2 separate regions of the Homo sapiens genome follow, and region 1 is linked to region 2. Evidence: chromatin loops called from intact Hi-C (ENCODE). Cell type or tissue: IMR-90. All regions are shown on one strand. Region 1 overlaps NEDD4L (NEDD4 like E3 ubiquitin protein ligase). Region 2 overlaps NEDD4L (NEDD4 like E3 ubiquitin protein ligase).

Region 1 (5,000 bases), 68 kb before region 2:
TTTCATGAATAATAGAATCTCACTATGATTGTAATATTTTGTTTTGAACTGGAGTGCTGATTATTGTAATCCCTTTAGGTGAGAAAAGCCTTATTATATAAGTGTATCTGGGGTAACTAGCTTAAATTTGACACTCCAGTCAACTTTTTGTCCCTGACTTCAGTCCTGCATTGATTCAAAACGCACCAAGTTAAATGTCAAGGCTCTCAGATTCCCTTGCTGTCATCAAATTCAGTGTTTGGTGACTTCTTGGCAGGCAGACATCTACCAAGAGATTTTGTATTCTTTTTATACCTCCTATTCACCAAAAGAAAAGGGCCATTCAAAAGTGAGTTTTTCTTTTTTTTTTTTTTTAAGTTTAAAAAGCTATGATGTGGCCACCCATGGTGGCTCATGCCTATAATCCTAGCACTTTGGGAGGCCAGGGCAGGCAGATCACTTCAGGCCAGGAGTTCAAGACCAGCCTGACCAACATGGCAAAACCCCGTTTCTACTAAAAATACAAAAATTAGCTGGGCGTCGTGGCGTGCCCCTGTAATCCCAGCTACTTGGGAGGCTGAAGCAGGAGAATCGCTTGAACCTGGGAGATGGAGGTTGTGGTGAGCTGAGATTGCAACTCTGCACTCCACCCTGGGTGACAGAGTGAGACTTTGTCTCAAAAAAAAGCTGTGATGTGAAACCTGTTCTGTGAAGGTGGAACTTGGAAAGGCTTGTAAGGATGGTGGTCCCATGAAGAGGATGAACAAACCAAGGGAACTGTCCTCTTGCTGGTTTGGGTGATGTCCCATCACCTGTCACTTTGTTTGTTTGGGCTGCAGTGGACCAATGGTTTCCCAGGCACACTGAAGTGACATGTAGATGGATTGCTTGAGTGGCTCCGGCATGTTTCCATCTCCTGTCTACCAGGCAGAGACCGTGTTCCCTGTTTTGAGGGGATCCAGAAGTGCAGTGACAAGGGCCTGATTTGCATCTCCAGCTCCTGGTCTTGCCTGTGTTAACAATTTTTTTTTTTTCTTTCCAGATGGAGTCTCACTCTGTCGCCCAGGCTGGAGTGCAGTGGTGCAATCTCGGCTCACTGCAAGCTCTGCCTCCCGGGTTCACGCCATTCGCCTGCCTCAGCCTCCCAAGTAGCTGGGACTACAGGTGCCCACCACCACGCCCGGCTAATTTTTTTGTATTTTTAGTAGAGACGGGGTTTCACCATGTTAGGCAGGATGGTCTCGAACTCCTGACCTTGTGATCCACCTGCCTCGGCCTCCCAAAGTGCTGGGATTACAGGCATGAGCCACCGTGCCCGGCCAACAATTTTTACATTCTAATTAATTTCCAGTTTCCAACCTGACTCAAGGTTTAGCTCTTCGTCTCTTGGGTGCAGTTTTGGATCATGTCTTATAATGTATATTTAAAAGTGTGTTGTAAAGCTGGAATTCCCATTGTGGGTAAATGCTGAGATTGTTGTAATACTGAGAAGTGCACTTGGGAACCATGGCCAACACTGCCCTAGCTGACCGGAGGTTGCACTGAGTTGTCCCCTTTGAACATCTGTTATGAATGAATGTTGGAAAATGCAAAGCCAATCATTTCTTTTACCTGACCTATGTGATGTTAAGTTTTAGTTTTATGTTTTGGCAAGTGAGTGTTGGATGTCACTAATGTGAGGAGGCCGGTGAGGGCAGACTTTGGGTCAGAGGTAATGTAGGAGATGAAGACCCTTTCTATTAATTTTTCTTGTTTAATTGAAGATGTTCGTGTTGAATGGGTTTTATTTACATGTATAAGTTCTTTTTTTCTTAATGCTGGAAGTTACTTTGGTTTTTCAGAAAATGCAAGTAACCCTAATCTATTTAGAGAATTACTTTGCTTAGTAAGCACTCAGTACTATTTAGTAATGGGGAAAAAATGTGTTTGTGTCCCACAGCGTGACAGGCTCCACAAACTTACTTACGAATCTCCTAACTACCCTGAGAACCTGAAGAATGGGACTTTGTGGAGAATCTTCTGCTTTCTTTGCTAGTCTCTATTTTTCCTTCTCAGTTATTAAGTGAGTTGTCTTTGGGTGTCCTCATCATGCTGACTTCATCTTGCCCAGTTTGTTTTGGGTAGAGGAAGGAGTGCAAGGTTTAAAGGAAAAGCAAAGCCTGTACAACATGGTGAGACCCCATGCCTGTGGTCCCAGCTACTTGAGAGGCCCAGGTGGAAAGATAATTTGAGCACCGGGGTTCAGGAATGCGCTGAGTAATGATTGCACCACCGCACTCGAGTCTGGGCAACAGAATGAGACCTCATTTCAAAAGAAAAAGAAAAAGCAAGACTGAATCATTTCACTTTGTATTCTCCTCCTTGCTCTCATTCCTTTTGTGCTTCATGCATTGTGTGTGACAATTGGATGCAGCCGTAATTATTGTCAGTAACTTGGTTTTTAAGCTTCAGACTGTATTTCCTCCTCACTTGTTAACACCAGAAGATAAATGAATGTGGCTCTTGGATTGAACTACATCTACAGGGAGCTGAACTTCCCATGTTGACGTTGAATTCTAGAGTATGCTTATGCTGATTCTTGAGAAATTGGTATGTGCCGTGCCTTTGGAATTGATACCTTAATTTTCAGTGAATATTATTGGTATTATTATTAAAGAGAACACTTTAAGCCAGGAGTAAGAGCTTTTCCTCCTTTTGAGAAGTGAGGTACAGAAGAGTATACTGCAGCTGTGGGAGTGATGGGTGGGGTGGGGCAGTGTTGAAGAATATTTAATACCACGAAGATGTCACCAGTATAATATTAAATAGAAAAAGTAGGTTATAAGACAGTGGATCCAGTAGAATCCTATTGTGGTTAAGTGTTTATATGTAGAGAAAATGACTAGGGGCTAGGCACAGTGGCTCACGCCTGTAATCTGAACCACTTTGGGAGATAGAGGTGGGAGGATCACTTGAACCCAGGAGTTCAAGACCAGCCTGGGCAACATAGTGAGACTCTGTCTCTATAAAACAAGAAAAAAGAAAAACTAACTAGGGATATATTCCAGCATGTTAGTGGAGGTTATCTTTGAGCAAAGGGGATTATAGGTAATTTTTTATTGTCTTGTGTTTTGCTTACATGTGTTTTCTATATTTCTACAATAAACCTTTTTTTCTTAATATAAAAGTAAGTTTAAAAGTGAGTTTAAAAATCCCTGAAAGGCATGTACTTCAAGCTTCAAGTGAAAGTTATAGTACTTGTTCAGCACAAATACTGATATAGTGTTTGTTCAGTGGAACACTTATTTAGGGTCTGCCTTGTGTTTTGTGTCTAAGGATTACCAGGTCATTTTCATATTAGGAGCTCACCACTACGTTGGGAGTTGGAGAGATAGAGCAAGGACTATTTTAAGGAAAAAATGACTGGTAAATTGTATTTCTTTTTCCCCACTTGCAGTTTGCAAAATAGATGTTTCATTTCTCTCCACTGTGGACACTTAAAGTTTGAATTTCCATCCTTCTGTGCACTCCAGTTGCGTGAAAGTAATTTACATTGCTAGTAGTGGTTTGGGTTCTCTGAAATTTTTTGTGTGTGCTATGGAAATTGTCTCCTGTGATCAGACTCAAATCCATTTCTCCTTATTATTGTTTTCTTAGGTTTTGAGTTAGAGACCTTTTCATGACCGTATAAGGTGTTGAATAGGTTTAGATATCAAAGTGATAGCTATGCATAGCTATACTCACCTGTGAGCGGTCAGCTCTTCAGTGTTTCTTTCAACTGACTTGTAATATCCAGCCACTGTTGGGTGTGACCTAAAGTGTATCTCTTCCCAAACAGAAGGGAGGAGTTGACAAACACCATGTTACTTTTAATCAGAGACTTGTCCTTGTCCCCCTTCCCCCAGCCTTTTAATAATTCTGAATTCATGTTGCAGTCGATATGTGTTTAAAGTGTTGGTAGGTTTCTTGTACTCACACCATCCTCCTCCACTCCTCTCACCCCCAAAAAGTGACAGCTGACAGTTGATGGCATCTTAGAATTGTGAGGCTTGAGTTGGTCTGTCTCAATTCGTGTTTTATGGTGGCCCATAAATTGTGAAAGATAATTGATAGTTGTCATGGGAACTAGTTATGTTGTTCAGCTATGATGTCTCAATTAGGAAATGTTCACCTAGACAGTAGGGAAATGGGCCAGCTCAGGGATGTCTTCAGGAACCAGGTTCATTGTTTTTTCTGCTTTCCCTTCTACAGCCTGGCTCTTTCCAGGGCTTCTTGGTCCTAGGCTGGCTGCCACTGACAGAGCTATGCCTTTTTTTATTTTTTTACTTTTTTTCAAGACAGTCTCACTCTGTAGCCCAAGCAAGAGTGCAGTGACACCATCTTGGTTCACTGCAACCTCCACCTCCTGGGTTTAAGCGATTCTCCTGCCCCATCCTCCCGAGTAGCTGGGACTACAGGCATGTACCACCACACCCAGCTAATTTTTGTATTTTTAATGGAGATGGGGTTTCACCATGTTGGCCAGGCTGGTCTTGAGCTCCTGACCTCAAGTGATCCACCTGCCTCGGCCTACCAAAGTGCTGGGATTACAGGTGTGAGCCACCATGCCCAGCCAGAGCTATGCCCTCTTTTTTTTTTTTTTTTGTTTGTTTGTTTATAACTGTGTACTTGTAAAGGAAAGAGAACGGCCTCCTGTGCCTTAAATCTTCTGTTGTGTCTCAGGGCCCACAGAGGCTGAGATCTGTTCATCCTGCAACCAGTCACCGTGGCAAGGAGGAGATAGAATTACCTTTTTTTCTTACCTTTTGAGCCAGGGGTAAAGTCAGGCACGGTGACCCTGCATTCCACACCTTGGATAATCCATCCACCTTCAGAAATGCCCCTGGCTTCGTGAAATGCACATGCTCCCTTTCTCCAGGGAGGTGACCCGAATATGCAGCTAAGTATTGCAAGGATTTCTGGGTAATATTACACCTGAAAGGAGGTTTTTTTTTTTTTTAATTATCTGGTGATTTATGACTAAATAGGCTATGTCTCTCAAA
Region 2 (5,000 bases):
GATCCCTTCTTGCTTGCTCTCTTCAGAACCCATGAAACCTCTCTGGCTGCCTTGACGTCAGCCAGATTGGACTGCCCAAATAGAAAGGCAGAAATCCCTGTCGAGGCCAGACAGCAAGGATGGAGAGAGGCAGGGGGTGAAATGAAACACACCAGGAGGAGTAAAGACAAGGCCTTCTGATGTCAGCCAAGAGCAGGTGTGGATTAGGCAGTCCTAAGTTTGAGTCCTGGTTCTGCTATTCATTGGCCAATTGTATTCTCCCTCCCTCTACGATGAGGTTAATTACAGTTACCTCACTGGGATTTGTGAGGATGGAATGAGGTAACAAAACATAAAATACTATCAGTACAATGCCCAGCTCATAATGAGTATGCAGCAAATGTTCACCCTTTAAAAAATGCCACGGCCGGGCGTGGTGGCTCGCGCCTGTAATCCCAGCACGTTGGGAGGCTGAGGCGGGCGGATCACGAGGTCAGGAGATCGAGACCATCCTGGCTAACACAGTGAAACCCCGTCTCTACTAAAAATACAAAAAAATTAGCCAGGCGTGGTGGCGGGAGCCTGTAGTCCCAGCTACTCGGGAGGTTGAGGCAGGAGAATGGCATGAACCTGGGAGGCGGAGCTTGCGGTGAGCCGAGATCACGCCACTGCACTCCAACCTGGGTGACAGAGCAAGACTCCATCTCAAAAAAAAGAAAAAAAGTCCCTTTCTACCTTCAAATTCAGGAAAATTTTCTTTAGTCCAACAGATGTAATCCCCCCCTCACTCCCCCATCCCCACTGGTATCTTTATGTACTCAGGTGACTATTACCATATTCTGCTTGGACTGTTTTTATACATTGCAGATAATTTGAAGATATGGACTTAGGTAGGTTTTTAGATTTATAATAATTAAGTGATGTTTTTCTATCAAGTGATGAAAGTTTCAACAGATATTTGTTAAAATTTAATTTAGCCAAAGGAAGACATGCCATTTCAGCAATGTGATCTAAGTAAAAGTGTCTTCTCTTTTTTTTGGTGGGGAGAACAGAGTGTAGAATGATATTAGTAAGATAGAGAATTGATGACCAAACCATAACTGCTAGCATTTTAGTAGAGGACACAACAGAGAAAGGATTCTCACGTGTGTTATTAGGATCTTGGATGAGAGTGGGCTGTTATTTTAACTTTGGCCCCTGTTGGAGCAAATTACTCTTTGGGGGCCCGGTTTTCCTCAGGAACTACCTACAGAATTCAGTGAGATAGATTTTAGAACCCTTCTGAATGCTGCTGGTTTGGAGATTCTGTCTGTAGCAAGTTTTGTTCAGTTGTTAATCTTTCTTTCTTTTCTTTCATTCTTTTTTTTTTTGACAGGGTCTCTCTATCACCCAGGCTGGAGCAGTGGTGTGGCCCTGGCTCACTGCAGGCTCAAGCGCTCCTTCCACTTCAACTGCCCAAGTAGTTAGAACCACAGGCGAGTTCCACTACAGCTGGCTAATTAACAAAAATTTTTTTTGTAGAGATGAGGTCTCACTGTGTTGCCCAGGCTGGTCTCAAACTCCTGGGCTCAAGTCATCATCCTGTGTTGGCTTTCGAAAGTGCTGGGATTGCAGGCATGAGCCACCACACCTGGCCAACTATATGTTTTCTATGTTTATTATATTTTCTGATTTGTAATGTATTTTAAAATTATCCCAATAATATATGAATGCAATCTTGAAAAATACTCAGCATAGCCTTTAGGCTAAAAAGTGGAGGTCTGCCATTTCTCTGCCTTGCCCCATTCCCTTCCCATGTCTTATTTTCCCTGTTACCAGGTTGGTGTGAAGCCTTTGAGACCTTTTTCTCTGCACACCCATATATGTGTTTTTTCTATGTTTTTATAGTATTGTTTCATTTAAAAAATAAACTAGGTTTTTGAACTTGAGAAATTTCAACTCGTTCTGCTCAGAGCTTTGTTTTATTAAAATCAGTGCCTGGGAGTTGCTCAAGTCTTTGGGCTGTGTCGCCCTCTAGTGGTAGCCCTTTGGCTTACAGCTGCCATTCAGCCCTAGGGCTGGGGTGGAAGTGATGGTTTTGTGCCCACAACCTGATGGCAGGGTTGGCAGTGTTTAGTTGCTGACAAGTGTCTAAAACTCAATCTAGGCCGGGTGCTGTGGCTCACGCCTGTAATCCCAGCACTTTGGGAGGCCAAGGCGGGTGGATCACCTGAGGTCAGGAGTTCGAGACCAGTCTGGCCAACACGGTGAAACCCCGTCTCTACTAAAAATACAAAAATTAGCCGGGTGTGGTGGCGGGCGCCTGTAATTCCAGCTACTCAGGAGGCTGAGGCAGGAGAATAGCTTGAACCCAGGAGGAGGTTCCAGTGAGCCGAAATTGCGCCATTGCACTCCAGCCTGGGCAACAAGAGCAAAATTCTGTCTAAAATAAAATAAAATAAAATAAAATATAAAAGTCTAGTGAGCCCTGGAGTGGTGTTTGCCTTGCTACCTCCAACTTGCCCTTTTTAAGAGACTTAAAATTTGTGGTAACTTTTCACATGATGTGTATTTAGATACTGCTGAGTTAATGAGGCTGCTATACCTGGCTGATTTATTGTTTGCTTTCAAAGCAGTTGTCAAGTGGTGTCCACCCATCCCACTGATGGATTTTTTTTCTTTTTTCTTTTTCTTTTTTTTTTGAGACAGAGTCTTGCTCTGTTGCCCAGACTGGAGTGCAATGGCATGATCTCGGCTCACTGCAGTGTCTGCCTCCCAAGTTCAAGCAATTCTCCTGCCTCAGCCCCCTGAGTAGGGATTACAGGTGTGTGCCACCACGCCTGGCTCATTTTTGTATTTTTAGCAGAGATGGAGTTTCACCATGATGGCCAGGCTAGTCTCGAACTCCTGACCTCAAGTGATCCACCCACTTCAGCCCCCCAGAGTGCTGGGATTACAGGTGTGAGCCACTGCACCTGGCCCCACTGACTGTTTATATCTGTTATACTGTTCTTGCCTCTGTGCCTTTTGGGTTCCCTGTCATGGCAGCATCCTTACATCCTCCACCACCTCTGAATGTTCCCGCACCTTCTCTTTCTAATGGAAGCCTGGCTGGCCCTTGAAGACACCGCCAACCCTGCTGGTCTCTTCACAGAGTATCCACCCAGCAACCTGGCCTGTCCATTCTTGACTTCTTCTGGTCCAGCTGCCTTTCTGTACCTCATTTTAGTGACCCTTTTTAGATCTCGTCCAGGTTAGCCTCTAGAACCCTGATCTCAGGCACCCCACTCTGCGATCTTCCGTTCCCAGCCTTCCCACTTGAAATCGTCTTGGAAATCCCGGGCTTTGCCAATCTGTGGACCCACCACCTTTTCACCCCCTTTCCGGTGCCCTCAGGGGACTTTGCTGTAGCCTGAACCTCATGGTCCCTTCCTGTAAACAGCCAAACTGCTTTGTACTCCCTGAGGAGACCCCCGCCCCGGTTGGACACCCCACCCTGGTTAAACCCACTTTCACAATTATTCCAAAACTGCCAACTGGACTTGCATCTCTTCAGATCGGCTGTCATCACTCATTGTATCAGGAATCTTATTACACTTTTGCAGCAGTTTCATCGGTTCAGAGAAAACTCTTTCATACCTTCTGCTCATCAGTTCTCCACACCTCCCATCATTCTCCTAGCTGATGACTTTGCTGCTTGTCTCATTGAGGAAAGAAGCCGTTCAGTCAGTGAGACCCCCTGTCTCGCCTCCACCTTTCCACCTGCTGCCGCGGAGGCTTCCCCAGCTCCTGTCTCACTCAGGCCCCTTGCCACTCTCAAGGCATCTTCTTCCTGCTTCCCAAGGATGTCACTCCTGCAGTTAACCCTTTTTCCTCCTGCATTATTCGTTTCTTCCTTTCTTCCGCATCCTTCCAAATAGCGTAAAAACAGGCCTTATGACGTTTCTCTTTAAAAATGTCCTTACCAGTGCCACGTCCCTCTTGGCCACTGCCCCTGTTGTGCCTCACTCCGTAGAAAGAAGTGACCTGTAGAGACTATATCCTGCCCTCTCCAGCGCCTGCCTTCCGATTGCCCCTTCCAGTCTAGTAACTGTGTCCATTCCTTCTCCAATGACCGGGTGACAAGCTGTCCCTTCTGAGAGTGCCAGAGGGTGTTCCCCGGGTGGGAGGCCGGATGTCAGTGCCAGCTGTGCTGTCCTGGGTGAGCCTGTGAGGGACCACATCTGGTCAGACTCGTGCATGGCCTGCCCTCATCTTCCTCCGCCTGCGGTGCCTTTGAGAGCATTGACTCCACTAAGCCCGATTTCTGTGTGGCATGTTGTCTGTTCCTCCCCGGCCTCCTCGATGGCTCCTCCTTGGTCTCCCTCTGGCTACTCCTCTGCTTCTCCGCCTCCAAGTGCTGCTCCAAGTGCCTTCTGTGCTCTGTCTCCATCCATCCCAAACCTTCCAACACTCTCTGTAAGTGGAATCTCACCTTGAGGCTGCCAGCCCAGCCTCCTCACCTCTGTGCTCCATCTTTAGAGAGTCACCTCTCTGTCTGGCATTCCCACTTGAGGACCAAGATGATTCTCAACCTTAACGTGGCCCACATGGAGCCGCTGCTCTTCCTGCCCAGATCTGCCTTCACCACCACATCCTGCCCACTGTCACTAAACGGCACCAGCTCTTACCTGGTTTCTCAGTAAAAAAACAAGTTTATCATCTTCCCTCACATACTTTATTCAATAATAATCACTAACATTTATTGAGTGCTTCCTATGTGCCTGACACCATTCTAAGCATTTGAAGAAGAGTGTATTAACCTGCATGAGGAAGGCTATTAAAACCTATGTAATTAATTAATTAATGGATGGATGTGTGGATGAATGAATGGCAGGGTCTTACACTGTCACCCAAGCTGGAGTGCAGTGGTCCAATCATAGCTCACTGCAGCGTCAGACTCCTGGGTTCAGGCAGTCCTCCCACCTCACCCTTTTGAGTAGCTGGGACTACAGGTGCTTGCCACCAGCTAATTTATTAAAAAACATTTTGAGAGATGGGGT

Evidence for each region. A loop is a pair of places that touch in the nucleus more often than their neighbours do. Peaks named below come from ENCODE experiments on the same cell type or tissue, not always from the same donor. Only the 100,000 strongest peaks of a DNase experiment are listed, where the experiment ranks them.
Region 1: it touches region 2 in a loop (4-fold over the local background); 100 of 110 quality-filtered maps call a loop at or near these places.

Annotation. Positions count from the first base shown.
Region 1 is chr18:58,052,309-58,057,308 of GRCh38, forward strand. All of the region lies in intron 1 of NEDD4L (NEDD4 like E3 ubiquitin protein ligase), which reads left to right. Among named protein-coding and RNA genes, the nearest start is that of NEDD4L, 11 kb to the left of the region's middle. In IMR-90, no CTCF peak of the experiment used is centred here; DNase peaks (open chromatin) are centred at 1,923 and 2,233; H3K4me3 peaks cover 317 bases; H3K27ac peaks cover 306 bases.
Region 2 is chr18:58,120,094-58,125,093 of GRCh38, forward strand. The region is part of intron 1 of NEDD4L (NEDD4 like E3 ubiquitin protein ligase); the gene reads left to right. Among named protein-coding and RNA genes, the nearest start is that of NEDD4L, 78 kb to the left of the region's middle. In IMR-90, a CTCF peak has its summit at 1,996 (motif pointing left); a DNase peak (open chromatin) is centred at 1,968.